Regions from separate parts of the Homo sapiens genome. Here all the other regions are linked to region 1. Evidence: chromatin contacts called from ENCODE Hi-C or POLR2A ChIA-PET data. All regions are on one chromosome and are shown on one strand. The core of a region is the stretch at or near the end of the contact, and the rest is flanking DNA. Distances in the headings are between cores, read along the strand shown. Region 1 overlaps ADAMTSL1 (ADAMTS like 1). Region 2 overlaps ADAMTSL1 (ADAMTS like 1). Region 3 overlaps ADAMTSL1 (ADAMTS like 1).

Region 1 (3,317 bases), core at 539-3,038:
AAAGCAACTCTTGAAACAGAGAATCTCTGCTGGGACTTTCTTTCTTTGCTAATACAATTTTCTGCATCCAGAACCTATGGCAGATCCTAAAGTGACTTCTGAATAATAAAAGAAATGCTAAATTATACTCTGTACTTTTTATTAATAAGAGTTTACTCTTTAATACTTTGAAAAACAATAAATACTTGTAAGCAAAAGTCTCCCAAATGCTGAGATAAAAGTCAGCTTTATTTGATGTTTTTCAGTTTCTATATTGACTTAATTCCTAGCCAAGTGTTAAGGAATGATGTTTTTTTCTTCCTGTGATGTTTGTATTATAATGTGCTATATCAATAATCTTCATGACATACTTTGTTTTGTATCAAAACAGAAACTCTGTTATTGTGCTTCCCTACTGTGTAACTTAGTTTTTTAAAATGCTTTCCTACATATTAAGTCCTTTATCAATAATAAATGAGAGTCAGTTACTATTGTCTTAGTATAGCTTTTGTTGTAACTACATCAATCAAGCCATGCATTCTCTAGTTAAATAGGTATTTACTTCAAAAACATGATAGCCTACAATTTTTTCTTTAAAATCTTGTCCAGAGTAGATTGTAGTATAAGTGCCTCATTTAAAATAACTGTCTAAAAGAACCTGTCCTTATCGGGCCACTATAATTTGTCATCATTATCTGTAAATAGTACAGCTCTACTTGTATTAAAATGGGAAATAATAATGGTGATTAGAGACAAATATAGCAGTCATCTCTTCCTATCTTCCAGTCAACAGAAATATTTACGTTTTGGGGCTGGCTAAATTCTGCATACTTTTGGCATTTTTAAACTGAAAAATATAATCCAGATATTGTATATATGGGAAGGACTACCATCTTCTAATTTATAAATTAAATGATCATGTTAAGGAGCCATCTGCAAAACCACTTATTAAATGTTTATTATTAACAGTACATGAAACATGACATGATTTTTTGTGATTTTTGTGAGCCATCTCTGGCTCTCAATGCTTGCAGAGTAGAAGCAAATACTTTGAGAGTTTATAAAGCTTAATTGTGCTTTCAACGTGTAAGCATTTTCAGCCTGTTACCTTTTTGTTTCCAGCAAGAAGAGTTCTTTTTCCTTCCACATCGATGTTGTTTAAGAGAAATAATATTTAAATTGCATTAACATGCTTAGCAATGTGAAAAGTTAATAGATTAATGTCTCAGGCAGTGTTAGAATTACCAAAATGCCTCAGGAATATATTAAAATGGATCTTGGCCACAGAAAATATCAAGAATGCTGAGGCACACCACAGGCATCTTTTTTAAAGCCTGTTTTGTAATAAGCAGAGAAAGTGAAGGTGCTAAATCATGGTTTACTACCCCATTTGCCTCACAGCCTCTCTGTCTCTGGTGCTGGGCCTCAGAAATCAATTTCACACACGGCTGCTATCAGCATTCTTTGAGCTATTAAGACGAAAGCACTTTCTCTTCTTTTTATTAAAACCAAGCTCCCTTTTATCACATAGCTCCTGCTTTGTGCTTTCCTGCCTTTACACTCCACTCTGTCAGTGGTGAGGGCTAACCTGTCTCCTGCCTCCCTTCCTTTCAGTTCTAAACTTCTTGAAAGGCTAACCCATGTTCACTGCACCCACTTCCCCAATACTCCCGAATTCTCTAGTGCTTTGTAATCTGGCTTCTGCCCACCGCTTGGCTGACGTGGCTCCTCTGAAATTCATCAGCATCCTGTAATTCACCACATCCTATGACTTTCCCTCACATCTTGCTGCGGAATATGCTCCCCTGGCTTCTTTGGCAGCGAGTTCTCCCCTGTTTTGTCCCCTGCCTTTTCTTACTCATCTGGACTAGCAAATGCTGTCATCCCCAAGACTCTTTCCTCAGGCCCCTGTTCTCTCTGTGCTCCGATTGATCTTATCCACTTTCCTCACTTGAGTTGTCTTCTCCTTGCATGTGATTTACAAATCTACGTCTCTTCCAATCTCCAGGATTCTAGTTTCACTTACCTGAATGCTTTGTTGATACTTTAAACTCAGCACATCCAAAACCAAGCTCGCTATTTGGGGCCCCAATATTTTAGCAGTCTTTCCCCCTAGCATAGTGATGAACATACAGACATTGCTATACAACAATTCCCCTTTCTCCAGCCTCCTCTGTCTTCCTCCTCATCCCCTTCACCTACCCCCTCTCCCTCCCTCCAATCAATTGCCTCTGCCACCTATTCTGCTTCTGCTGTGTAGCTTCCTTCTGTTCCCCCTGTCTGCTAGAGCCCCCATTCAGACTCTTCTTGCAGTGGTCTTCTATGTGATACACAACTGGGACCCCAGCCTGCTTCCAGCTCTGGCCAGGCCAGTTCCTCTGTGGCATGGGTCTCAGTGTGCCAGGACACATGCAGTAAAACAGCTGAACATAAGATAGGAATGATGGTTTGGGACAGGGCCTTGGATCCCAGCTGAGGAATTGGTCCTTGAGTAGACTCCAGACAGCTGGAGACAGTGAAGGCTTTTGAGCACGAGATGACTAAGGTTTTACAGTTTTCAAAGTACTTACACGTACTTATTTGATCCTCATAATACTACTATGAGGCACTGAAGGTTTATGGGCATTTTAGGAAAAAAGGGGAAATGAGGTTTCTGTTAAAGGGTAGGAGACAAAGCCAGGTTACCATCATTTCCTCAACAGATGAGAGGAATTTAGTATCTCTTTATGTCTAATTAAATAAGTGGTATACAGTTGGGTAAGTCGGTCATTTGGATAAGAATTAAATTTAGCTATCTGAGAAGAGCAGTGGGAAATATGACCAAATACTTAATCTCACACAATGGCCATCTAGAAAAAGAAAAATAAAGAAAATAAAAGATGAGATGACTAGTCTGTGTGGAAGACTGAATGTTCTCAGCGTATGTTTTATTTTGTCCCTTCAAATTGGGCTCAGGAAGGTTTTAATTTCTTCTATCTTTTACGAAATGATTTAACATGTTCATGGTTCCTATTTTTTGAATGAAAAGTGTATACATTGAAGTGGCTGGTGCATTATACTTCAGATTACGCGACATCCTGGTAACTGGAGGATTTCTGAATCTCTTTGTGCATGCTATGTAACAGGATCGGATGATCATCTTCACATTAGGCACCAGAATGCTTCCTCTCACATATAGACTTAACAATTTACAAAGTGCATTCACATTGACTACAGGAGTTCCTGGAATCAGTATATTATCCCTGTTTTAGGGACAAGGGGCTCCTAAGTTTTTGATTTTCACAGGGAGGAAGGGAGTTTATAAAGCATCTTCAAATATAAGAGATATATCCACTAAC
Region 2 (3,317 bases), core at 306-2,805, 120 kb before region 1:
TAATAATAATAATAATAAAAGAAATTATGAAAATGCTGCATGGAATCATCACCAAAGATTATAGTTTCAAATGTATTGCATAATACAGCGTCAATTAAAAAAATTTTGAGTCATTTGAAAAAAAATATGCAATGCGTTCTTTTCAATATATCTATGTGAATCTAAATTGAAAAGTCCCCATATTCTACAAAGTGGGTCTATCAAATGCCATATTCGATAGAAAAACATATTTGACCACGAATTTTATGGTTTTCAACAGTTGTTTCAAGTGAATTCTTGGCAGAGTGTTGACCTAGACTTCGGGCTGTTTTTCAACATTAAAATTTTACAATCGAAAGTTGAACTATATTCTGTAGGTGCAGGCATGTTCCAGTGAATCACAGGCTGGGATACATATCAAAGGGGAGATGAACACATTTCTTACTAGAAGAATTTTTATGAACATGCTCCCCACAACATTTAGGCATTGAGTTGTCAGATGATTTCCAACCTCAATTTCAAAATTCTTTTTAATGAGTGTGTTAAGAGCAAGGCTTACATGGATTGCTCATTGTTGGCTGGTTTGTCTTTTTCCCTAAGATAACAGCAGTTGTTTGTCTCAGTGAGATCTGGTCTTCACAGCTGGAAGCCACAAAACCTTTTGTCTTAGGGCAAGTGAATGGAGGTTGTATCTCAGTTGGCAGGAAGGGAGAAAATAAATACTGTGAGCCACAATTATTCTGAAGAGTGGGAAATTACATTAGGAAATTATAGACTGCAGCAGCGGATGGTTCTCACTTACCAAACTTGAGGCCGAGAAGAGGCAATAAATAAGAAAACTGGGGGGGAAGGAATTGTGGTGTTTATGAAGTACGGTGTGTGGATCAAGTCCTGTCAGGTGTTTTACAGAGTTCGTGAAGCCTGTAAAACAAACTCTGCAACTGAACAGGTGACAAAACCAAAGCAACTGCCTATATCACCTATCTAGAAAATGACAGAATTGGGATTTAGTCTCTTTAAAAAATGTCATTCCTATTACACTAGGTCACCTAATATACCAGGGGACTTTCAAGCAAACAGTGTGTATCCTCAAGAGGTCAGGCAGCACCACATGTACTAATCAGCTACTCATGCGAGCGCTCTGTTTAGAGAAATGGTTTTTGAGGGAATGTTTAGAGCATTTTGTTTAAAAACCTAGCCCACTACATCTCAATCATATTTCCTAAGTTTATTTCTCAGCACCAAGCTAAAGGCACTCAAAAAACAAAGATATTCCCAAAGGGCAGTTTCTCAGGAAACAAAAACTTTCAAAAAGATTCCAAGGCTTTTCCTAATAATATGAAAACAACCCCCTTGAAAATTTATTTTCAATGCTTGCCTATAGCTTGGCTTCAGCATTGACTCGGTTATTACCTTAAACAGAGGAAAAACATCTCCAGTAGCAGTTGGCATGACTGAGGAGAGGGGAGGAGGGAGAGGGAGCAAATGGAAACAAACTGAACTCAGCCCAAACAGCTCGCATCTGGGCGGCCTAACCCTGCAGAGACCTTCTCGCCAAGCCCTGCCAAAAGCCAGCAATCATGACCCCAATGTGAACTTTTGGTTTGTACCACGCAGTGTCAGAAAGGGGTAGAAAGCCCAGAATGACACACTATCAATTCCAGAGCATGCTGACTTGAACACACAGTTCACACAAGTAGCACCTACCTCTGCTTCCACCACCCAGCCTGGGTCAAGCGTGACGCAAGGAGAGTGTGTTCCAATATCAAAGCACCTTTATACTCAGCTTTGACCCCTTTCAGTCAAAGGTAAAATAAAAACATTTAGAAAGCATGTGAATGGAATATTTGTACACTTGTTTCTATTTGTGAACCTCAAAAAATTACACAAAATCAGGAAAATTGGCAGCTTTAGCACCAAAAGTGTTCAAGATTATAGTACCGGGGTGATGCAGTTACAAAATGAGGGATATAGGAAGAGTTACGTGGGAAACTCATCTGAGGCCTGATGCTGTCTCTGGGCCTACACCAAAAGCAGGCTGTCTTTTCTGTTCTTCTTTCCCAAGGTGGAGTGCAGAACCCATTGCTGAGTACAAACATGCTCTTGCCTTAAAATGTGTAGACTGTCAAGATTGCATGCCTGAAGCAAGTGTTTTTCTGATAGTTCCACCAGTGATAACTTCTTTTGCAATTGGGATTAGAACTGTTTTCAACATAACCGCTTTTTCATCTACAATGCCAGCGCTTGGTCCTAATTGGATATTAGGGAAAAAAGGCTCATTTTGTAAGCAGTCATTTAAATTGCAGATGTGGATTCAGCCTGCCAAACATGTACTGGCGATCATAAATCAACAACTGCATAGATAAACAGGTTGCCACTCTCTGAAATACCCCATTGGTATGCAAAGAGGCACAGTTACACTTTTATTTTTTTCCTGCAGAGAGGCATCTCACTATTTTCATGGTTATTTTCTGAGCTTGGGAGCAGAAGAGGGAAAAAAGGTAGGGAAGAATACAAGTGAGAGGAGTTCCATGGCCGAACATTTGTAAATCTCCTGGAGAAGCTGAAGTAATTTTAGTATCATGATCTCCACTACAGTGAGCATGTCTTTTAATCAACACTCTTTATGGGAATGGTATTGTCCTAGCTGTTAAAGGGTAAAAGACTCAAAAGTTGCAGCAGCTATGCTCTAGAGGGCTTCATAAACTAAGAGTAGGCATGAGTAGGAGGCAGAACTGGTGGGAATGTAAAATGGTGCAGCCCTGCAGAAAACAGTATGGCTGTTCCTAAAAAAATTAAACATGCAATTACCACGTGATTCTGTAATGCTACTTTTGCGCCTATCTACCTACAAGAATTGCAGACAAGGACTTGAACATACACTTGTGTGCCTATGTTCACAGCAGCATAATTCACAATAGCCAAAAGGGGGAAACAACCCAAGTGTCCATAGATGCCAAATGGATAAAATGTTATATATTCATACAACAAAATATTATTCAGCTCTAAAAAGGAATGTAATTATGACTTGCTATGACATAGAAGAACCTTGAAGACCTTAGGTTAAGTAAAATAAACCAGACAAAAAAAGGACAAATATTATATGATTTCATTATACTAGGCACCCCAAATAGTCAAATTCATAGAGAAAGAAAATAGATGGTGATTACTGGGGGTTAGGAAGAGGGGAAAATGGGGAGCATAGAAAGTGAAAGTTTCCTCTTCAAAGTTTTCCTTCTTGTTAAAGAGTAAACCATAAGTGTTAGAAATAATAGTTTCTTTTAAAGACTAACTTTCCTCAAGCCTCCTTGCTTTGTGCTAATAACTCTTTGTTAAGC
Region 3 (3,317 bases), core at 454-2,953, 76 kb before region 1:
CAGCATGTTGTTATAGTAGAGTTATAATAGCATAGAGTTATAACTGCATAGTTACAATAGAGTTATAATAGTACAATAGAGGTTTTTACAGCATATTGTTAGAAAAATTCTATCAATAATATTAAATGTTAAAATTCTATTTTATTATTTTTGCTAATTTCTCAATGTGATTTATAAATTAAACTTTATCTCATATATGTATGAGAAATTATCTATATTTTCTTACATAAGTACATAGATACATGCATTGTATGTGTGTATAAGAATATATTTGTGTTAGTATCTATAGGGTTAGGTACTATCCACAGTTTTAGACATCCACTGTGGGTCTTGGAGCATATTCCCTGAGAATAAGGGGGGGACTACTGTATACAACTGCTCACTTGCCATCTGGACATCTAAGACACTGGAAACTCATCATGTCCAAACCTGAATCCCTGATCCTCCTGCTATCCCCATGAAATCTGTTCTCCCTGCAGCATTCCCCAACCCAATGTCAACTCTATACTCTTCAGGCCAAAACCTTTTTGTTTTTTCTTTTTTCTGGCTCTGTCACCCAGGCTGGAGTGCAGTGGCATGATCTCGGCTCGCTGCAACTTCTACTGCCTGGGTTCAAGCAATTCTCCTGCCTCAGCCTCCTAAATAACTGGGATTACAGGTGTGTGCCACCATACCTGGCTACTTTTCTGTATTTTTAGTAGAGACAGGGTTTTACCATGTTGGCCAGACTGGTCTTGAACTCCTGACCTCAAGAGATCCACCTGCCTCAGCCTCCCAAAGTGCTGAGATTAACGGCATGAGCCACCTTGCCCAGCCTAGTCAAAAACTTTAAAGCAGTGGTTTTCAAACTTAAACGTACATCAAAATCACCTGAAGGCCTTTTTAAAATACAGGATTGTTGGGGCCCCACCCTCCAGAGCTTCTAATTCAGTAGACCTGGGGTGAGGCTTAATAATTTGCATTTCAAACAAGATCCCAGGTGATGCGAATGTTGCTAATTTGGCAAACCCGCTTTGAGAACCACTGCCTTAGAGCCATATTTGACTTCCATATCCAATCCATCAGAACTATTTTTCTATACACAAAAAACACAGAATCTGATCACAACCAAGTCCAAGGAGCCATCATGTCATGCCTGCGTTCTTGCAATAGTCTCCTAATTTCCCTTCTGCCCTTGCTCTCCTGGAAAGTTTTGTCAGCACAGTGGCCAGAATGGTCTTATGAGAGCCCCCATCATCCCTCAGGCCTGTCACATCCTATTGTCCTTGCTCACTTAGCTCCAGTCACCCTTGATTTTTCTGGAATCAAGGCCCTGTGTCTTCAGGGACATTCCAGGAACACTCTTACTTTAGGATGCATGCATTATCCATCCCTTCTGCCTGGAATTCTCTTTGCCCAGATTCTGAGGAGCGAATTACCTCACCTTTATCAAGTCTTTGCTCAAATATCACCTCCACAAAGCTTAGGCTGCCTACTCTGTGTAAAACTGCAATCCCATTCCCACTGCTGATTTGTCTTTATCCTGCTCAACTTTCCTTTTTCCTATAACACTTAGTCACCCACAAGTATATCGGATAATTTACTCATTTACTGTGCTTAACATTTTATTGTCTGTCTTCGTCTACTACAGCAGAACCTCCAGAAGGACAGCAATCTTTTCCCATTTGGCTTTCTGTTACATACCAGGTACTCGAATATTTGTTGAAAGAATGACTAACACATTGAATAAAGGAAACAGACGTCATATTTTTTATTGTGGGAACTCCAGTGCTGCTTTCATAAGTCTTGCAGGAATTTGAATCTTAGTTTTCTAATTGATGGAATATCTAATTTTTTTCTTTCTTTCAAAAAAAATTTACGAGAATAAATTTACAAGAATACTAATACATTTCAGACACTAGGAAAGTTGGTTAGGGAGTCTTGCCTAGTTTCTGAATAGGCAGACTGATATTTCCTTCTCCATGTAAACAAATTTAACAGGCCAATATTAAGAAACATAAAATGTGCTGAAATCCTTTATTATTTAAAAAATAGCCAGACATTTGTAAATTTTATATAACATTTAATGTTGTAAGCACGCACTATAAAGTACTCATATTAAAGTACTAAGCTTTAACCCCCAAATTTTGGCCACCTGATTATACTAACATCAAAATTATCATCAAAAGCATTTATTTGTGCAAGATTGCTAGCTGCTATGTAAAATGAAATTAAACAGACATAGTTGCTGCCCTGTCTAGACAGTCTGCGTGGAGACAACTCTGTTACATTTTAAGAGCATAATATTTAAATCTCTAACACATCACTGTAAGTGCAAAGAACAGAAAGTGGGGTCAGTTTTGGAGGATGGTGCCATAGCAGGTAAAGGCCGTTCTTGGCTAATTTTCCCTCCTTTTTGAAAAGGCCAACAGGCTTTTTTTTTTTTTTTTTCATAACTAGGATTAAATGGCTTAGGGCACCATATTTTCATGTATACTAGGTATAGTTTAAAACTCCTTGCTTTTGTTCTTTTTCCTGGTGCAAAAGGTTTACAGATTTCTTTTACTTTTCCCCCAAACTCTCAAGTCTTTTGGAAAATAACATATTCAAGGGAAATGAGTGTTTGTGAAAATTAGTCATTAACCATCTTAATACCTTACAATAGATCAAGTTCATGCTCAGTGAAATTATACCTTTATAACTCTATGACCTTGAAAATAATATGGAACTCTTTCTAATATATTCAAACTTTGGGTGTGCCCTACTATGTGTTTACTAAGAGAACACTAGTTACAGGTATATTGAAAGCTTTAAACTGTTCCAATGTCTTCATTCAGGTCCAGACATAAAAGATATGAAATGTGTGATATAATGAATCATCAATCCCACCTTCCTTGCTCTATTATAGCTTGTTATCTGAAAACAAATGGTTTGCCAGGCTAGTTTTTAATGTTTCCAGGCATCTGAGAGTTGATCTAAGTAAAAACATTTAGCTTTAAAAGTTCATTTTTTTCCTCTGGGTAGCTTTTGTTTCAGTGCTTTTACTTTTTCTCTTTTGAAGAATGCAGACGTTTGGAATCCAGTTCCCTAGAGGTATTTCTAAGACTGGTTGTAGTTTGTCATTTTAGAGTCTTAAATTCTCTCAATTTTGAAAATATTCATTCCTTGAGGCTTTTTATTATTTTTAGTCCCTTTCTTTGAATTCACTCCAATTTAGCAGTATCTTTTCTTAAATCAGCATTTCTGACCTTCTATTATTTTTTATTATAGTCTAAAATAAGTGTTCTCTCCCACCTCCTTAAAATTAGCATATCTGAAGGAGTAATTCATAATCCTTT

What was found. Hi-C counts contacts between places; a loop is a spot of excess contacts on that map. ChIA-PET counts read pairs that join two places held with the same protein, here RNA polymerase II (POLR2A). Pooled maps may share reads with other maps.
Region 2: a map of posterior cingulate gyrus shows a loop between it and region 1 (2.0-fold over the local background). The contact joins two enhancer-like sites. A Hi-C loop is called at or near these places in 4 of 168 maps with a recorded cell type or tissue (adrenal gland, mammary epithelial cell, posterior cingulate gyrus and 1 more) and 2 of 50 pooled maps.
Region 3: a loop to region 1 is called in a map of PC-3, with 5 times the contacts of the local background. The contact joins two enhancer-like sites. A Hi-C loop is called at or near these places in 3 of 168 maps with a recorded cell type or tissue (PC-3, endothelial cell of umbilical vein and heart left ventricle) and 1 of 50 pooled maps. POLR2A ChIA-PET finds 5 or more read pairs at or near these places in 1 of 52 experiments (WTC11).

The regions. Positions count from the first base shown.
Region 1 is chr9:18,489,207-18,492,523 of GRCh38, reverse strand. All of the region lies in intron 1 of ADAMTSL1 (ADAMTS like 1), which reads right to left. Among named protein-coding and RNA genes, the nearest start is that of ADAMTSL1, 17 kb to the right of the region's middle. Within about 2 kb of position 1,788, at least 8 of the 41 ENCODE cell types and tissues checked have a DNase peak (open chromatin) inside an H3K27ac peak, as active enhancers do; they include PC-3 and endothelial cell of umbilical vein, where a contact is called at or near this core.
Region 2 is chr9:18,604,274-18,607,590 of GRCh38, reverse strand. The region is part of intron 4 of ADAMTSL1 (ADAMTS like 1); the gene reads right to left. Among named protein-coding and RNA genes, the nearest start is that of MIR3152, 33 kb to the right of the region's middle. RefSeq lists an enhancer at 302-911. Within about 2 kb of position 1,555, at least 8 of the 41 ENCODE cell types and tissues checked have a DNase peak (open chromatin) inside an H3K27ac peak, as active enhancers do.
Region 3 is chr9:18,564,682-18,567,998 of GRCh38, reverse strand. All of the region lies in intron 3 of ADAMTSL1 (ADAMTS like 1), which reads right to left. Among named protein-coding and RNA genes, the nearest start is that of MIR3152, 7.0 kb to the left of the region's middle. Within about 2 kb of position 1,703, at least 2 of the 41 ENCODE cell types and tissues checked have a DNase peak (open chromatin) inside an H3K27ac peak, as active enhancers do; they include PC-3 and endothelial cell of umbilical vein, where a contact is called at or near this core.